2 separate regions of the Homo sapiens genome follow, and region 2 is linked to region 1. A link is an interaction called in ENCODE POLR2A ChIA-PET data of the cell type or tissue named here. Cell type or tissue: PC-3. All regions are shown on one strand. Each heading gives the region's core, and the rest is flanking DNA. Links, peaks and the distances in the headings are about the cores only.

Region 1 (8,000 bases), core at 1-8,000:
AGTGGGTGCTGGTAAACCAATTTCAAACATGTGGATTAGGGTAAAACTCCAGGAAAGGTGGAACAGCAAAACAGAAGATCCCCGGATCATTTGCCTATCATTATGAAGGAAATAAACTTTAATCCTGATTAAGCCTCTGTTATTTTCATTATTCTGTAAAATGGTCACATCAATATCTTAACTCTATGTGTGAGAAAGGAAGGGAGAGCAGCAAGAAAACCCCCCAGAAATGAGTGAGACACACACACAGAGACCCCTCCTTTGAGCCTCAATTTCTTCATCTTTAAATGGGAATAATCCCTCTCTTTCACTGTTAAATTAAATAATATATGTAATACATTAAGCAGACTACATAAGTTTTCAAGCAATGATGACTTGAAAACAAAATTATAATCTTCTCATTTGAAACATCAAATATTCTTTCCCCTTCCCTATCCAAGTAGTCACCAAGTCCAAATATGATAGGTCAGATTATTACACCATTTCATAGATGGGGAAATGGAGGCACAGAAAGCTTAAGTAAGTTGACCAAGGTCACATAGCTAGTAGGTAGTGTAACTGTAATTTAATTCTAATAACCTACTGGAGTATGAATAATTTTTCCTACTTTTTGGACAAGAAACATGAGCCTTCTTTATTATCCATCCTTTTCTCTTAAATTCTCACTGCTACTATCATAACTCTGGCCAGAGGTCACCAACAGACTACCCATAAGCTGAATCCCATCAGAGACATTATTTTCCTGTAATTAGTCATCAATATAAAAGCCAGGAGTTTCCAATTACCATTTTGCAGTTAAGAGAACAAGGGATCTCTGGAGAAATGGACAATTCCTAGTCGGTGCAAGAAATTTTAAAAGCTAATCTGGAACATCTTGCCATATGAGATAAAAGAAATTATCATACTACTTAGGGTGTGTCAAATGACTCAGGGAATGAACCTAAGAGGCTATGACAGATCAAAGTGAGATGAGTTAGTCATCAACAAGAATAAATGCAATGGATTGAAAAATATCAAGTGTATTTAAATCTGTGAATTCATAATCATAATAAAAAAACAGTTAATTGATAACCATGGAAGATGATTAAGAACTATTTCATTATTTTGAAAATTTATAAGGGGAAGAATCAAGCATTCATCCGTCCTTTCCTAAAGAAAGCGTACTGCTAGGTAATCAAATAATAGATAAGGGGAAAGTTTCTCTTTATAAAAGTATTCTAGTGAATAAATGGTTTGTGGCCGGGTACTGTGGCTCATGCCTGTAATCCAGCACTTTGAGAGGCCAAGGCAGGCAGATTGCTTGAGTCTAGGCGTTCGAGACCAGCCTGGGAAACATGGCGAAACCCTGTCTCTACAAATAAAAAAGAAAAAATTAGCCAGGCATGTTGGTGCACACTTGTTGTCTCAGCTACTCAGGAGGCTGAGGTGGGAGGATCCCTTGAACTCAGGAGGTGGAGGCTGCAGTGAGTTGAGATCGCCCCACTGTACTTCAGCCTGGGTGACAGAGTGAGACCCTGTCTAAATAAATAAATAAAATTTAAAAAGAGGTTTACACACACACACACAATACATATATGATCAATAGAGTAGAAAATCACTATTCTACAACCTCCAAAAATGTAGCTGAACCAGTATTTCAATATGAATAGTTGCTAATATTAAAAGAGAGACAATCAGACATCATGTCTCTCAGCAAATGGAAAAACACAGTATCACTTATGGAGATTTGCCCCAGAAAAACCCAAACTAGAATCTGATCAAGCTTCTATAATGCTACTACCAATTTACAGAAAATACAGAGGAAAAGTAAACACATTAAATGATACTTCAAGGACGCAATCAACAAAACCCAAACTCTAGGAAACTTCACAGAACATCTCAGTTAACAAATAAATTACAAGAAAAAGATGCAAGATAACAATGAAAAATTGTCTCCCAACACTCAACAGCAACGGGACCTAAAGCACAGACTTTACACAATAGAAAGACTCACTCAAGTTCTGCCTCTGCCATTTATGAGCCATTTGCATGGGGAAATTAATTTAACCTCTTTAAGCTTACTTTTCTTCACCTGTAAAATGGTAATACTAACAGTACCTACCATAGGGTTGCTTTGAGGCTTGAAATAATGCACACACAATTGCCCAGCTTATAGTACATGTACTATAAAAGTTATCTATATTTATTATTTTTATTTTTTGAGATGGAGCCTTGCTCGTCACCCAGGCTGGAGTGCAGTGGCACTATCTGGAATGCAGTGGCACAATCTCAACTCACTGCAACCTCCGCCTCCTGGGTTCAAGCAATTCTCCTGCCTCAGCCTCCTGAGTAGCTGGGATTACAGGCATGCGCCACAATACCTGGCTAATTTTTTGTATTTTTAGTAGAGACGGGGTTTCACCATGTTAGCCAGGATGGTCTCCATCTCCTCACCTCGTGATCCGCCCACCTCGACCTCCCAAAGTGCTGGGATTACAGGTGTGAGCCACCACACCCTGCCAAAAGTTATCTTTATTATCTTCATCATTAGGAAACATGTGCTGAATGAATGATTAAATAACTAGAATTAATCTGCTAAAAATACAGAATGTAAACTATTCTTAGTGATAATATTGGCCAGGTCATTTACTCAGTATTTATAGGGCACTGGAGCTGGCACAGGAGGCATAAAAATAAATGTAAATGTGACCTCCACCCTCACACTTTTGCCTTTTCAAAAACAGTCAGTGTCTTAACCTCAAGGAATACCAGCTAATGAAGATGTCAAGGCCCATTAACAGCCTGCTGGGAAGAACTTTTAGGAAGGACAGCCACCAAATATTTGTACTTTCAAGCAAAATCTGACTGAGGGTGGATAGTGCTCACTTGTGATAGTTTACTCTATATGATTGAATCATTGTGGAATTACCACCATTCTCACAGAGATTGAAAACTCTTTCCTGTTTTCTATTCTTGCCATTCCCATCTGTTCCTCTTTTTCATCCACAAAGTTTCCTTTCACTCCATATACCTCCTGGGGATCAAAATCCTGTGACACATTTGTCTCTATGACTTGTATGAGGAAGAGAATGCATAAGCTTGCCAGAATATTAAAAGAACAGATACTTCCTCATTAGAAGAGAGCCAACCTACTTTAATGTTGAGATACAAATGACTAATGCAGTACAGACAGTTCCTACCTCATAAACACTCAACTTACAAATGACCCAGACACACACTACTGCTCCACCCCACCAGACTGCTGTTGCCATGGGAACCACTCAAGGTAGGGAGGGGAGGAAAACGGAAGGTTTTACAGGAGCTGGGCGTTCAGAATAAAAGAAAGGGAAGAAATCGAAACAAGTAAAATAGCTTGTCTTCCCCAGCTTATCTCGAGTTTGTTCACTGAGCTCTGTTCCATTGTCTGAAATTCTATAATCATAGAGGACACTGGTTAGCAAAACCCTCTTTTTTTTTTTTTTTTTTTTTTTTAAGACAACTACTTCTAGTGGGAGTTTTTACAATAATACACAATGACTTCTGGGCTAACTTTTCACTAAGGGGAGATTCTTAGTATCAGTATTTTTATCAGAGACAGAAAGATGGCTCTGATATTATTAACCACAACTGGCAGTCAGCATCCAAGGCACAGCATCCTTAGCAAGAAACATTCACTTGTAAATACAATTCACAGGCACCAGGTACACAAACTCCAGCTATCATTTGCATATGTGATATAACAGGTGAGGCACACCTGGTAGTTATACAACACAGTAGCCCTGAGTATCAACAGCCCCTTCAGTGCTGGCAGCATAAGGAGGTTTTGTAATGAAAACCTAGTGCAACAGAGAGGGGAAATAATGGATTTGGAATTTTATCAAATAGACAAAATAACCACTTTGGGGGCTACATCTAAACCAGTCATACAAAGCTACTTAGGGGAAACTATGAGAACTAAAAGCTTGAAAGAAAAATCTGCCCAAGCCAGTGGCTTTTTTTTTTTTTTTTTTTTTTTTTTTACCTCTGAGTGGGTATGAACTGTAAAAGAGGTATTTTTTTCTAATTTCAAGTCAGGCACTGTATCTATACATAAAATGATTTTTTTAAAGAATAAATCTTTCCGAAGAATGTTTAAGCAGTTATTATCACTTCTGAAATTTGACTGAACACAATTTTTAAAACCCTTTTATATTATTAAAATAATGCATGATCATTAAAAAATTAAAACAATACAGGAACATACTAGGAAAAAACACCTCTCATTCCCACCCCAGCCAAATATCACTCCCCTAAAGGCAGCTATGCATACTTTCAGGCATTATCCACAAAAGGCATATATACTCATACCCACAATCCTACACGCAAACACCTATAACTTTCACATACACACAAAGGATATACTATACCTAGTGCCCTGTTATTTTCTATTTAATTTATATTGGAACCCTTTCCACATTAATATATATATGGTTACTTCACCTTTTTCAAGGCTGTCTAGTAGTTTATTGTACAAATGAATCAGTTTTCTATTGGCAAACTCTTAGTGCCATTAATTTTTCAATCTTACAACAATGAAGCAATAAACATACTTGTGCATGTCTTTACACATTTGTACAAAACGTTTTGGTTAGGTAAATTCTCAGAAGTAAAACTGTTACATCAATGAGTAAGCCTATTAAAATGTTTATCATGACTGCCAAACTGAACTCCATAAGTTTGTGTTTTCCAAAAATTATCTTCAAACATATGAGTGCAATGACATTATACAAACCTCAATCCATAGATAGAGTGGACAAAACCCACGATAAGATTTTCAACTAGGACCATACCACTGGAACTTTCCACTTGAAAGTCTTTCTCTTGACCAAAATATGGTTATGAAAAAAAAGAAATCAAGCCTTCCTCCACGTTTCCCAGGGGGAAGACAACTGATATTTAAAAGGGTCCAGATGCTGCAACAGGTGATTGCCAAGTGCTTGCCTGGATCCCCGCTCTCTGTTCTACCTGATATTCCATCTTGGTGTATTCCCTTTCCTTCTCTTATTTGGCTTATTTGCTTTAGCTTTTTCTGGCTTAGATACTTAATACACATCCCTTCCCCTCTCTGCTGGTAAGAACACCTTCTTCCTTTAGGAAGCTGCCAGTCCACCATGTCAGATGGTTGTACTGGGGCTGACAAGGATAGCAACTCATCTCCAGGAAAAGTGGAATGGGCCTGTGACCCAGACCTGGCTAATCATGATGTTTCATGCCCCTTGTCAATAAGTGACACACTTAAGGAAAGGCATATCTCAAATCTAGCCAGAGTTCTCCTCTGATGTATTACATATGGACAATGAGAAAGGGCAGCCTTTATTCTTTGGGGTCTCTAAGATGGATGACAAAGCTGGAGTACTCCATAGCAAAGCCTTCCCCTCCCCGGAGGAAAGCCAATTAAAACAGGAGACAAAACATTCAAAAAAAATTCAATTTCAGGTATCTTCTCTGACCACAATGAAATAAAACTAGAAATCAATAACAAGAAGAATTTTGGAAACTTTACAAACACATGATAATTAGACAATATGCTCTTGAATGACCAGTGGGTGAATGAAGAGATTAAGAAGGAAATAGAAACATTTCTTGAAGGAAAAGATAATGGAAATACAGCATACCAAAACCTATGGGACACAACAAAACTGTACTAAGAGGAAAGTTTACAGCTATAAGGGACTACATCAAAAAAGAAAAACTTCAAATGCACAACCTAATGAGACATCTTAGAGAACTGGAAAAGCAACCCCAAAGCTAGTAGAAGAAAAAATATAATAAAGATCAGAACAGAAATAAATGAAGCTGAAATGAAGAAAACAATATAAAAGATAAATGAAATGAAAAGTTGGTTTTTTGAAAAGATAAACAAAATGGACAAACCTTTAGCCAGACTAAGATAAAAAGAGAAGATCCAAATATATAAAATCAGAGATGAAATGATAACCAATACTGCAGAAATTCAAAGAATCATTAGAGGCTTCTATGAGCAACTATGTGCCAATAAATTAGAAAATCTAGATGAAATGGATAAATTCCAAGACATGCACAACCTACAAAGATTGAACCATGAAGAAATCTAAACCCTGAACAGACCACTACAAGTAACGATCATTACAACTAAACTCATAATAAAATGTCTCCCAGCAAAGAAAAGCCTGGGGCCTGATGGCTTCACTGCTTAATTTTATCATACATTTAAAGAACCAATACCAATTCTACTCAAATTATTTCAAAAAATAGTTTCAGAATTATTCTATGAGGCCAGTATTACCCTAGTACCAAAAGCAGACAAAGACGCATCAAGAAAACTATAGGCAAATATATCTGATGAACATTGATAAAAAAAAAAGTCTTCCACAAAATACTAGCAAACAGAATTCAGCAACACATTAAAAAGATCATTCATCATGACCGAGTGGGATTTATCCCAGTGATACATGGATGATTCAACATACACAAATCAGTCAATATCATACACCATATAAACAGAATAAAGGACAAAAACCGTAAGATCATTTCAATTAATGCCAAAAAAGCATTTCATAAAATTCAACATCCCTCATGATAAAAACCCTCAAAAAACTGGGTAAGGAAGGAAAATGCCTCAACATAATAGAAGCCATGTATGACAGACCTACGGCAAATATTATACTGAATAGGGAAAAAAACTAAAAGCCTTCCTTCTCAGATCTGAAACACAACAAAAATGCCCACTTTCACCACCATTACTCAACATAGTACTAGAAATCCTAGCTAGAGCAAACAGATAAGACAAAGAAATAAAGGGCATCCAAATTAGAAAAGCAGAAGTCAAATTATCCTTGTTTGCAGATGACATGATTTTATATTTGGAAAAATGTAAAGACTCCACCAAAAAACTATTAGAACTGATAAATTCAGTAAAGTTGCAGGACACGAAAGTCAAATGCAAAAATCTGTAGCATTTCTATATGCCAACAGTAAACAATCTGAAAAAAAATCAAGAACGTAATCCCATTTACCATAGCTACAAATAAAATTAAATACCTAGGATTTAACCAAAGAAGTGAAACATCTCTACAACGAAAATTATAAAACACTGGTGAAAGAAATGGAAGAGGACACAAAAAATGGAAAGATATTCCATGTTCATGGACTGGAGGAATCAATATTATTAAAATGTCCATACTACCCATGCAATCTACAGATTCAATGTAATCCCTATCAAAATATCAAAGGCATTCTTCACAGAAATAGAAAAACAACCCAAAATTTGTAAATTTTAGGATGGTCTTTTGTAAAACCACAATAGACCTGGAATAGCCAAAGTTATCCTTAGCAAAAAGAACAAAAATGGAGGCATCACATTACCCGACTTCAAATTATACTACAGAGCTATAGTAAGCAAAACAGCATGGTACTGGCATATAAACAGACACATAGACCAATGAAACAAAATAGGAAACCCAGAAACAAATCCATACATCTACATTTAACTTATTTTTTACAAAGATTCCAAGAACATACATTGGGGAAAGGACAGTCTTCAGTAAATGGTGCTGGGAAAACTGGATATTCATATATAGAAGAATGAAACTAGTCCCCTATCTCTCACCATATACAAAAATCAAATCCAGATGAATTAAAGACTTAAATCTAAGATCTCAAACTATGAAGCCACTAAAGGAAAACATTAGGGGAACTCTCCAGGACATTGGACTGGGCAAAGATTTCTTGAGTAATACCCTTAAGCACAGGCAATCAAAGCAAAAATGAACTAATGGAATCACATCAAGTTAAAAAGCTTCTGCACAGCAAAGGAAATCATCAACAAAGTGAAGAGACAACACACAGAATGGAAGAACATATTTGCAAACTATCCATCTGACAAAGGATTAATAACCAGAATATAAGGTGCTCAAACAACTCTATAGGAACAAAATCTAATAATCTGATTAAAAATGGGCAAAATATCTGAACAGACATTTCTCAGAAGAAGACATACAAAT
Region 2 (11,033 bases), core at 3,034-11,033, 300 kb after region 1:
TGGCAAGAGAGGGAGAGGGAGACCGTGGGGAGACGGAGAGGGAGAGGGGAGAGGGGAGAGGGGAGAGGGCTTTAAAAATCTTTTGTAGAGACAGGGTCACACCGCCTCTGATCTTAACATTACTCAGTTCCTATCGTTCTGGAACCAGATGCTAGAGAAATGTGCCTTCTTCCTGTCTACCCCATCTTCATGGTAAAATTAAGAATAAAGAATAAAGGAAAGCTAGGAAGTAATTGAAAAAATTGTTAACTTGCTTAAAATAGTTTTCTGTTATCTCCTTCCTCCATATGTACCTAAAGCAGCCCAAGGACACTGATGTTGACCTCGGAAACCCTGAATTTATGTTTTTTTCTCATTGTTCAGATTCCTCTTTCAGGCTATTTAGGCATTCCTGCACCTGAGGAGAAGCTTTGCTCTGTTGCTCCTTTGTTTGAGGAGCCATAATAACCAATGAAATAAGCAATACATAATTTCCTGATTGTATTTTCCTCATACAAACCTGTTACTAGGTTAGAAATTTGGGTGTAGGTATAGGTGGGGAGAGTGGATGTGGGTGGCAAGGAGGGCCATTGACGAGGTGGGGGGGCTCGTATTTATGAAAAGTCTCATGCAGCTGCTGTTAATTTTCTAAGTCAGGCCATATATTTGGTCATTGTAACTGTGTGTTTATAGCATACATCTTTTAAAAAGTAAATTTGTTGTGTTATAACCTACATCCAGTAAAATTCAACAATTATAAGCATACAGTATGATGAGTTTTGACAAATTCACATAGGGTTTACATTAATTTTTTTGGTAACAGATTTATTAAATTATAAATTACATATAATTCACTTATTTAAAGTGTATAATTCCTTGATGGCTTTAGTATATTCAGAGTAGTACAACCATCACTACCATCAATTTTAGAGCATTTTCATCACCCCCGAAGAAACCTCATATGCATTAGCAGTCACTCCCCATTTCTCCCTACCCCAAAACCTCCCAGCCCTAGGCAGCCACTAATCTACTTTCTGTTTCTACAGATGTGCCTGTTCTGGACATTTCACATAAGTGGAATCATACAATGTGTGGTCTCTTTCAATTACATTTTCTCACTTAGCTTAAGGTTTTTAAGGTTATTCATGTTGTTGCATGTATAAGCATTCCATCCCTTTTTATTGCTGAATAATAGTCCATTGTGTAGATATATATCATACTTTATCCATTCATCAGTTGATGGGCATTTGGATCCATTATCTATATATGTTTATCAGTTTTTATCACATATAATATATAAAAATATTTAGTGTATATATATGTGTGTGTGTGTGTGTATATATATATATATATTTGAGATGGAGTCTCGCTCTGTTACCCAGGTTGGAGCGCAGTAGCACGATCTCAGGTCACTGCAACCTCCACCTCCTGGGTTTAAGCGATTCTCCTGTCTCAGCCCCCAAGTAGCTGGGATTACAGGCACCCACCATCACAGCTGGCTAATTTTTGTATTTTTAGTAGAGATGGGGTTTCACTATGTTGGCCAGGCTGGTCTTAAACTCCTGGCCTCAAGTGATCCACCCACCTTGGCCTCCCAAAGTGCTGGAATACAGGCATGAGCCACTGCACCTGGCTGAATATTTAGTATACTTAATGTATTCTATCTATAGTCTATCTTAATATATAGACTATTTTCTATATATATTAATCACTGGCTAATAGCATTCATTTTTAAGATGTAGATATTTAATCGAAACCTTGATTTTCATATCCTCTTTTTTCTTTTCTTACTTTCAATATTTAGTATGCTAGTAGTCAGAAACATGAAAGTAGCTTAATCCCATCTTGATTTCTGAGACAATCTGATCAAGGCCACCACAACTGGATTTACAGTTGTACGAAAATTATTATTTGGAGGCCAGGCGTGGTGGCTCACGCCTATAATCCCAGCACTTTGGGAGGCCGAGGCAGGTGGATCACAAGGTCAGGAGATCAAGACCATCCTGATTTACACGGTGAAACCCCGTCTCTACTAAAAATACAAAAAAAAGTTACCGGGCGTGGTGGCGGGCGCCTGTAGTCCCAGCTACTCCGGAGGCTGAGGCAGGAGAATGGCCTGAACCCGGGAGGCGGAGCTTGTGGTGAGCCGAGATAGCGCCACTGCACTCCAGCCTGGGCGACAGAGCGAGACTCCATCTCAAAATAAATAAATAAATAAATAAATAAGTAAAATTAAAAGGCCGGGTGCAGTGGCTCACGCCTGTAATCCCAGCACTTTGGGAGGCAGAGGCAGGCGGATCACGAGGTCAGGAGATCAAGACCATCCTGGCTAACAGTGAAACTCCGTCTTACTAAAAATACAAAAAAATTAGCCGGGTGTGGTGGCGGGCGCCTGTAGCCCCAGCTACTTGGGAGGCTGCGGCAGGAGAATGACGTGAACCTGGGAGGCGGAGCTTACGGTGAGCCGAGATCACGCCACTGCACTCCAGCCTGGGCGAAAGAGTGAGACTCCATCTCAAAATAAATAAATAAATAAATAAATAATACATAAAATTATTATTTGGAGTTCACCCCCTTGAATAGCTATTTCAAACCGTAGAAAATTCTTATAGAATTGTGTGTGTGTGTATATATAGACATACAGAATGAAGATGACTCAATATGATTTTACAAAGAGTTTTAATACTTTAGAAGCACAACAGGGTGGATTCTTTTTCTTTTCCTTAAAAACTGATGTTGATATATAAGTATATTTTTTTGACTTTAGAAGAGAAATGATACACTGACATCTTGAAACGTCATTGGAAAGTGACAAAATTGATCTAGTGACTATAACTTTTAAAGGACTTACGTTAGTGTTAACATGATGACATTTGCTAATACATCAATCAACAAAGAGAGTAGATTTACTTGACAGTTTAGGTCTTTGACCCAGAGGAGACTTACTTTAAAGTTCTGTCCTACTTAAAAATTGTTATAAAAATCAGTTATAAGTGTGTTGACACTGTTGCAGCTGATGACCGCAGATGCACTTTTTACCCCTTGAACAGTATAAAATGAAATTGCTTAAGAAATGGGAAGGCAAAAGTAGAAGTAGAATATTACATGTGGTATGGAGAAGGCGGACTCAAGAACTAGAGATAAGATCACTTGTGTTATGTGTCTCATGAAATGAAATGTAATTAATTTGTATTTGAATTGGGAGCTTCAGTTTGTTTTAAATATATTTGTGTACCTATTGTTTTAGAATTCCCAAAAAGTTATCTACATTTTTGCTTACATTTCATGAAAACACCCAAAGAATGACTTGTTTACCTACATTTTTTTGTTTGTTTTTAGGTATTGGTTAATTATTTCTCAATTCCCAGGATTCCTTCACCCAAACTGAGGTGGTATAGAATAAATGATACATGTTTGGAGGGACAAAAGTCATTGTTTGAGGGAAAGAGTGATATCAGTATTACAACTGCTTCTGGCTGAACAGGTTTGCTTTTTAGTTTATAAAACTTGTTACCTACATTGGAGTCAGAGCTAAAACATAATTTTCAGTAGCTTTTGAAGTGTTTTATTTTAACAGCTTTATTGAGGTATATAACTCATACATGATAAAACTGATCCATTTAATATGTGCAGCTCAGTGATTTTTAGCATGTTCATAGAGTTGTGCTACCTGCACCACAATCTAATTTTAAAATGTTTTCATCATCCCACAAAGAAGCCCTGCACCCTTTAACAGTCATTCCCCATTTCCACCCCTCAAACTTTTTTCCAAAGTGGCTTCAGCCTTTTCATCTGCCACAGCAGCATGTGAGGGTTTCAGTCCACCTCCTCGCCCATGGTTTATAGCCTTAAAGTGTCATAAATGTAACTGTAGGAAGGTCATGGAACCCAGCATGATTTAGATTTTTGATTCACCTCACAGATAACTAGATCAAGGCAAAATCAACCTGGAATCAACCATTTTTTTCCCAAGATAAAGTCACAGGATTCTAGGCTCTTAAAGTGCTTCAGCACCAGACAATCCGGTAGTGATTGAGATTCAAATAAAAATGTGCTACTGTTGACCTCCTTTTATATTTCAAGTGAAAAGTCTATCTATGAATCTTTAAGGAGATGTTTATAGACAATGCTCAAATGGGGGTTATTAGGGAAAGATAATTTTGGGGAAGGGAGCAAAGGCAACAGGAAACTGTCAGCTGAAAATAAGATTAAATACTTGTAAATCACTTTGTATTTGGCAAAAATTAGTATAGTGCATATGTATACATTTCAGGGATAGAAATACTCAGTGTTCTTAAATGTCACACCTGCAGTTCTGACAGCCTATATCCAGAGCAGAAATTTTCAGCCAATGTAAAGAGTTGAAGAAACAAAGGATTGGCATTATTTGAGCAGAACTAAACATAATCGAAGGTGCTGGAACTTAAAGCTTTATTGTGAATGAAATGTAGTCTTTCATCAATAGTCTTTTTCGTTTCCCGAAGGAAGGGATTAGAACTTGCCAACTCTCCTTTCCCCTTAAACAAAACAGGTTCTGGCTTTAGGAGATATACTATCCTTTCTACTAATGATAATCTAATTTTGTTGAATAGTGATATCTTCTTATGGTTAATATTATTTCATGCTCTTCTCTCTCCTCCAAGGGAGGCTCATAATACATGTACTGTATTTAATTTTTTTAAGTTAAAGTTAAGAAAGATGCTTACAAGTTCAAGTTCAAATTCAAATTAATTCTGTGAAACTTCTTTAAACCCTGTAGTATAAAAAAACTGCCCCTAAATTAGTGTTCTTCAAATGATCTCTCAAAATGGTTTCTAATTTTGAGTTTTATAAGGTGTCTGGTCACTCAGAGTCCTGGTTTGTTAACACTCTGGTTGAAGGAGATTCCAAATTCTCAAATAGTTTACTAGAATGTAGTACAATATCTATTTCTTAGAAACACATTTTCATACATTTGAATAAGACTCCAAAACGTTGAATGTATGCATGGATCATAAATCTAAATAACATAGTGCCTTCTGATACTTACAGATCTTGTTTCATTCATTTATTTACTTACTTATTTATTTAGAGATGGAGTCTTGCTCTGTCACCTAGGCTGGAGTGCAGTGGCGTGATCTCAGCTCACTGCAACCTCTGCCTCCCGGGTTCAAGCGATTCTCCAGCCTCAGCCTCCTGAGTAGCTGGGATTACAGGCGCGTGCCACCATGCCCAGATAATTTTTGTATTTTTTAGTAGAGACGGGGTTTTGCCATGTTGGCCAGGCTGGTCTGGAACTCCTGACCTCAGGTGATCCACCCACTTCGGCCTCCCAGAGTGCTGAGATTATAGGTGTGAGCCACCCTGCCTGGCCTTTTTTTTTTGGAAAAAAAATTCCACCACTTAGATAATATAAATGATTAATTCTACAATATGTAGAAACAATTATTTCTTGTGGTTATAAACACAGACTTCTTGAAACACATTTTTCTTGAATTTACATGGAGAGTACCATTTTTCTAATCTTGTTTTGCTCTGTGAGCCCTGTAAGAACTGCCCTCTCCAACTCCACCAAACCTATCGGGCCTATCCTGATTACACATGTATGTTCATGTTATTCCTCTTGCCTTGGCCGCCCTTCTATGAATCCCTTCATTGTTCTTCACAACTAACCTACTTTATGAGGCCCTTCCACTCCTGCTCCCATCTTGAGTGCTTTCATTTCCTTCGACTCCTAAACATTTAATATCCATCCACTTGTATGGCACCCAATCGTGTACGTACTCTTTTGCACATACCTTTCCACGTGGACACACCTTCCCATGTACACATATCTTACCTTCCTAAGTGAGTTAAAAGAGTTCCTGAGGTCAGGGACCATACCTTATATGCCTTCTGGTCTCCCTTAGTAGCTAGTGCAATATAACTTAAATGTAAGTGATCAAGAACATTTTGAATAAAGACCACTTTCTTCTTTTTTTTCTTTTTGAGACAGCATCTTGATCTGTTGCCCAGGGTGGAGAACAGTGGCATAATCATGGCTCACTGTTATGGCTCACCTCCTCAGCTCAAGCTATCTTCCTGCCTCAGCCTCCCAAGTAGCTGGGACCACAGGTGCATGCCACCACACCCAGCTAATTTTTAAGACCACTTTTATCTTGCTGCATTTCTATAAACATTAGGATAAATGGGCTTAGTGGAAGTTTTAGTTAATTTGGAATTTTTATGAAAAAGAGTGCCAAATAAGGGAATGTATCATATTAGATCATAAGATATGAAGAAGGGAGGATAATAAGAAATTTTCATAAAAATAGATATGGCACATCTATATTTCTTATATTCTATGGTCATCAACAATATTCCTCAGCTTTACCTTTGTCCCAAATGGAACCAAGTGGGGTATGGATGGTTAAAATAATCAACTTGAAATTACTGCATACTCACAATATATTTATTCAGCTGCAGGTAAAGAAATGAGTACCGATAACTTAACAAAATAATTTACTGGGTTAGCTCACAAACGTGGAAGGTTGGAGAAACCAGGCTTCGGTATCTCTAGGAGGTCAACGTAGTAGGACTGACAGAGGTCTCTTCAGTGCACTTTCATGGGGATCCATAAACTCCGCAGATTTTCCTTTCCTTATATAGCATTTCACTCAAGATTCAGGCATTTCAATCAAGATTCAGAGTCCTGAAAGCCTACTGGCTTCTCTTGGGTTAGATGCCCTTTATTGCTCAAGGTCAAGGAAACTTAATTAACAGTCCCACAAGCCCTCTAGCCATAGGACTGATCTACATCCTCAAAAAGGAAGTTGAGCACCATTACAAAAAAGGAGAAATGAAGGCTAGCCTATTCATAAAATCACCTTACGCAGTACAGAATATCAGAAAAACAGCTGGTGAGAGGCACCTAGGGAATAGAGGAAGCCACGGGAGGAGGGTACTAGAGTGACAGAATACAGGAAATCACTCAATGGTAGTTTTAACTGTGTTCTATTGACACTACATGTATCTTAAACTCTGAGATGATGACAGATCAGAAGCTGTTAGTCATCGCTATAAAAACTTGCCTTTCTAGTCAGAGTTGATGTGCATGGGAACTTTGTATTTCCAAGGTTTGCTCTCTTAAATATTTACTGTGAGAATTTCTTTGGCTCTTGTCCTACATCCTGAAATGTCACCGAAGGCAGGGCATGGCAATGCAAGGGAGGGCGGAGGTGTGTGGTGTAGAAAGGCATTTTTGTCTACTTAGGTTTGAAAACTGGTAAGGGAGATAATTCTCTTCATCCTCCCCCATTGCCCGCAACCTCCCAGGAATACTGGCTTTATTCATGATTCTGGTGCTTTGTCTCTATAAATGTGTACTTTTCCTGAAGTGCTGTGATTGGAGCATTTGAATGAAGGACAATCTCGTATGCATTTGTCTTCACACAACCTCTTAGTCTCTTTAGATGTTTGGCTATTTCTATCATATCCTATCTAGTTTGAGGAGTTCAGACAATATTTTCTTTAAAGAGGATTCTGGACAGAAATTGTAAAGTACTAAATTGTCATTAGAAAGATCAGAATTGCATTGTTTACTTTTACAATAGAGTAGGTACCAGAGAGAGCAAATTTCCAATGGAGGGACATATTTGATTACTACAAAAGTTTCTGATTTGGAAGTTTGGATAATTCTGTTAACACAATCATATGGTTTGAGTGTCTAGATTTTATACCTACAGTTTTGTTCACTAATTGTAACATCTCTCTGTTTTTGATCATTAAATGTTGAAAGTTAATTTGTGTAAAGACTTATGCACGTGGTGACATGAGTTCTGCCCAGTGCTCTGAAATCAAAGTGAAGAAATAAATCCATGGAAGCCCAGGCAAATGATGGGTGTAGCTATGACTCTCTGAAGGTAGCCAAATGCCTTGTCATCTAATTAGGCTGTGTGTGAATGGATAATTGATATTCCTACTGTCTTCAGAGATTATCTGTTGAAACCACAGCCAAGTGCATGGTTTGGCAGAATCCGTGGGCAAAGACTCTGTTGCACCTGACAGTAAACCTGGCATAGTGAAGAGACATGGAAGGTACAGGTTAAGTGGGAGGCCCTGCTGGGGACCTGAAGGTTAAGCCTTGGATCTCCAAATCCATTGCCATGTAAGCTGTTTAGGAAAAGAAGGAAAATTTTTCTTTTCTTTTCTTTCCTTTTTTTTTTTTTGTTGTTGTTGAGACAGGGTCTCACTGTGTCACCCACACTGGAGTGCAGTGGTGCAATTACTGCTCACTGTAACCTCAAACTCCTGGACTCAAGCCATCCTCCCACCTCAGCCTTTTGAGCAGCTGAGACTACAGCTGCACCACCACACCAGTCTAATTTTTGTATTTTTTTGTAGAGATAGAGTTTCACTATGTTGCCCAGGCTGGCCTCGAACTCCTGGGCTCAAGCCATTCCTTGGCCTCCTGAAGTTCTGGCATTACAGGCATGAGCCACTGTGCCCAGCCCAAAGCTTTAAATAAAGTAAACACCATTTGGTTACCAACACTAGTAGAAATCAAAAACAAAAATAGACAAATTTTGCCTATGAAGTAAAAAATTCCTCCGCCAAAATAGACTAACATAGTCAAAACAATGCATGAACCAAGGAAATTTAATCCAATAATTCATGGATGCTTCAGTAGTAGAAAACATATATTTTATCATATTAAGAGTTATAAAGGGAAAATTGTATGACCATCTTCCTATACACTGGAAATACATTGATAAAATGTAATAACAATTATTTATAATAACACTCAAAAATATAAAAATGCAAATTACTTTCTTAACTTCGTAAAAGAAATCCAACAAAGCACCAGAGGCAACATCATGGTATTTGAGGGCATTCCCACTAAAGTTAAGAACAAGACAAAAATGTATACTTTTGTTAATTGGTATTATTCTGTATGTACTGTTCAATGCAAAGACAAAAGAAGGAAATTAGGGGCCAGGCACGGTGGCTCATGCCTGTAATCCTGGCACTTTGGGAGGCTGAGATGGGTGAAACACCTGAGGTCAGGGGTTCAAGACCAGCCTGGCCAACATGGTGAAACCCCGTCTCTACTAAAAATACAAAAAATTAGCTGGGCATGGTGGTGCCTGTAATCCCAGCTATTCAGGAGGCTGAGGCAGGAGAATCGCTTGAACCTAGGAGGCGGAGGTTGCTGTGGGCCGAGATTGTGCCATTGCACTCCAGCCTGGGCAGCAAGAGCGAAACTTTGATTAATCAGCCTATGTGCCTGACACTGGTCTTGCAGTACAACTGGAAACCAAAGCAAGGTGGAGGATGTCCTGAATTAAGATGTTTTCATCTCATTGTGTAACAGAGACAGCCAATAAATCTACCATTTGATTTTATAAAAAAGGAAATTGGAAGTATAAAAATTTAAGACATATAAGGAGATAAAAAATTGTAACTGTAGGTGACTATATGACTGTATTGCATTGTGCATTGTATATACCCAAGAAAATCATCTGAAAATCCACCACAAATAGGAGAATTTTGTAAGGAAGTGGGATGTAAAATTAACATACAGACATCAATAGCTTTTAAGCATACAAACAGAAGACAAATAAATGACCCCAATTACAATATTAGCAGCGAGGATAAAATCTATAAAAATACAATACAATGAAATATTGAGGAACATTTTAAACACTAAGAACATAGATGGAGACTTGAACAAATGCAAAACATATTATGTTCTTAGAATGAGTTGACATCATAAAAGGTCAATTCTCCTTACATCAATTTTTAAATTTAACTCAGTCCTAATGAAAGCATCATCTGATTTCTTTTTGAACCAGACAGGCTGATTCTGAAGTTCATATAGAACAGAAAACATGAATAGCTACAAAATATTTCAAAAGGAGTGTAATTATAAAGACAGAAAAAGCCCCATTAGAGATTAAAATATGGTAAAAGGACTTTTATAAAAAAGATTCTGTGATGAAACAAATGTGGTAATGATGTGTGAATAGACAGACCAATGGAACAGAATAGAATATCCATATACACCTAAGAATTAGGAATTTCAGCTGGCTTTTCATCTCCAAAACGGTACACGACATTTATACTGTAAGAAATGCAAGTTGAGTGAGCCGAGATTGCGCCACTGCACTCCAGCCTGGGCGACAGAGCAAAACTCCATCTCAAAAAAAAAAAAAAAAAAGAAAGAAATGCAAGTTGAAACTATGATGAAATGCTATTTTAAAACCAAGAAATTTGCAAAAATCCAAAAGTTTCACAACACATTCAAAATCCTGGAGACAATATGAATTAGCTCAATGCTCTTGAACTTAATTTGGTAATACCTGGCCTCAATGATCCTCCCAACTCAGCTTTTTCAATATTTTCTGAAATTACAATTACAAATGTATATTCCTTTTGACTCAGCAATTCCTCTTTTGGATTTTACCTAACAAATATGCCTATAAGCAAAAAGATATATGAATATGTAAGGTTTTTCACTGCACATTGTTTTCCATTAAAGCCACAGGGACTGGTCGAACAAACTAAGATAAAGTCCCATACTGGAATACAGTGCAGAAGTAAGAAATGAATAAGGAAGGTCAGTATGCATTGATGTGGAAGATCTTCCAGATATTTGTCAAGTGAAAGAGAACAAGGCACATACCAATGTATATAATATGCTATTTTTTTGTGTGTAAAAAATAAGGGAAATCTATACTTGAGTTTGCCAGTGTATGCATAAAGAAACTTTAGAAGGCTATACAAGAAACAAGATGCATTGGTTACCTGTGGAGGAGATAAGGCTTAGATGGGAAATAGGTAGACAGGGGACTGTTTATCTTTTGTCTTTTTTTCATTATGAACCATGCAAGTGTTTTTGCCTATTCAGTGAGTAAATAAATAAGCAAGCATACAGCCATATGTATACATCCTATGTACTTATAAAAATGACTAAGGATGCTGTCTATGTATTGATAGGGAAAAATCTCTCAGGATGTTATGTGGACAAAGGAAGGTGGGGAATGTAATGTATAATATACTACTTTTTTATGAAAAAGAGAGACATTGAAAATATT

What was found. ChIA-PET counts read pairs that join two places held together with the same protein. Peaks named below come from ENCODE experiments on the same cell type or tissue, not always from the same donor. Only the 100,000 strongest peaks of a DNase experiment are listed, where the experiment ranks them.
Region 2: POLR2A ChIA-PET joins it to region 1 with 10 read pairs; 2 of 35 experiments call an interaction of 5 or more read pairs at or near these places.

The regions. Positions count from the first base shown.
Region 1 is chr10:59,987,027-59,995,026 of GRCh38, reverse strand. No RefSeq gene overlaps it. Among named protein-coding and RNA genes, the nearest start is that of LINC01553, 30 kb to the right of the region's middle. In PC-3, for the core only: no CTCF peak of the experiment used is centred there; DNase peaks (open chromatin) are centred at 866 and 3,156; H3K4me3 peaks cover 1,552 bases; H3K27ac peaks cover 2,559 bases.
Region 2 is chr10:59,685,101-59,696,133 of GRCh38, reverse strand. All of the region lies in intron 1 of SLC16A9 (solute carrier family 16 member 9), which reads left to right. Among named protein-coding and RNA genes, the nearest start is that of SLC16A9, 19 kb to the left of the region's middle. In PC-3, for the core only: no CTCF peak of the experiment used is centred there; a DNase peak (open chromatin) is centred at 7,063; H3K4me3 peaks cover 1,080 bases; H3K27ac peaks cover 2,733 bases.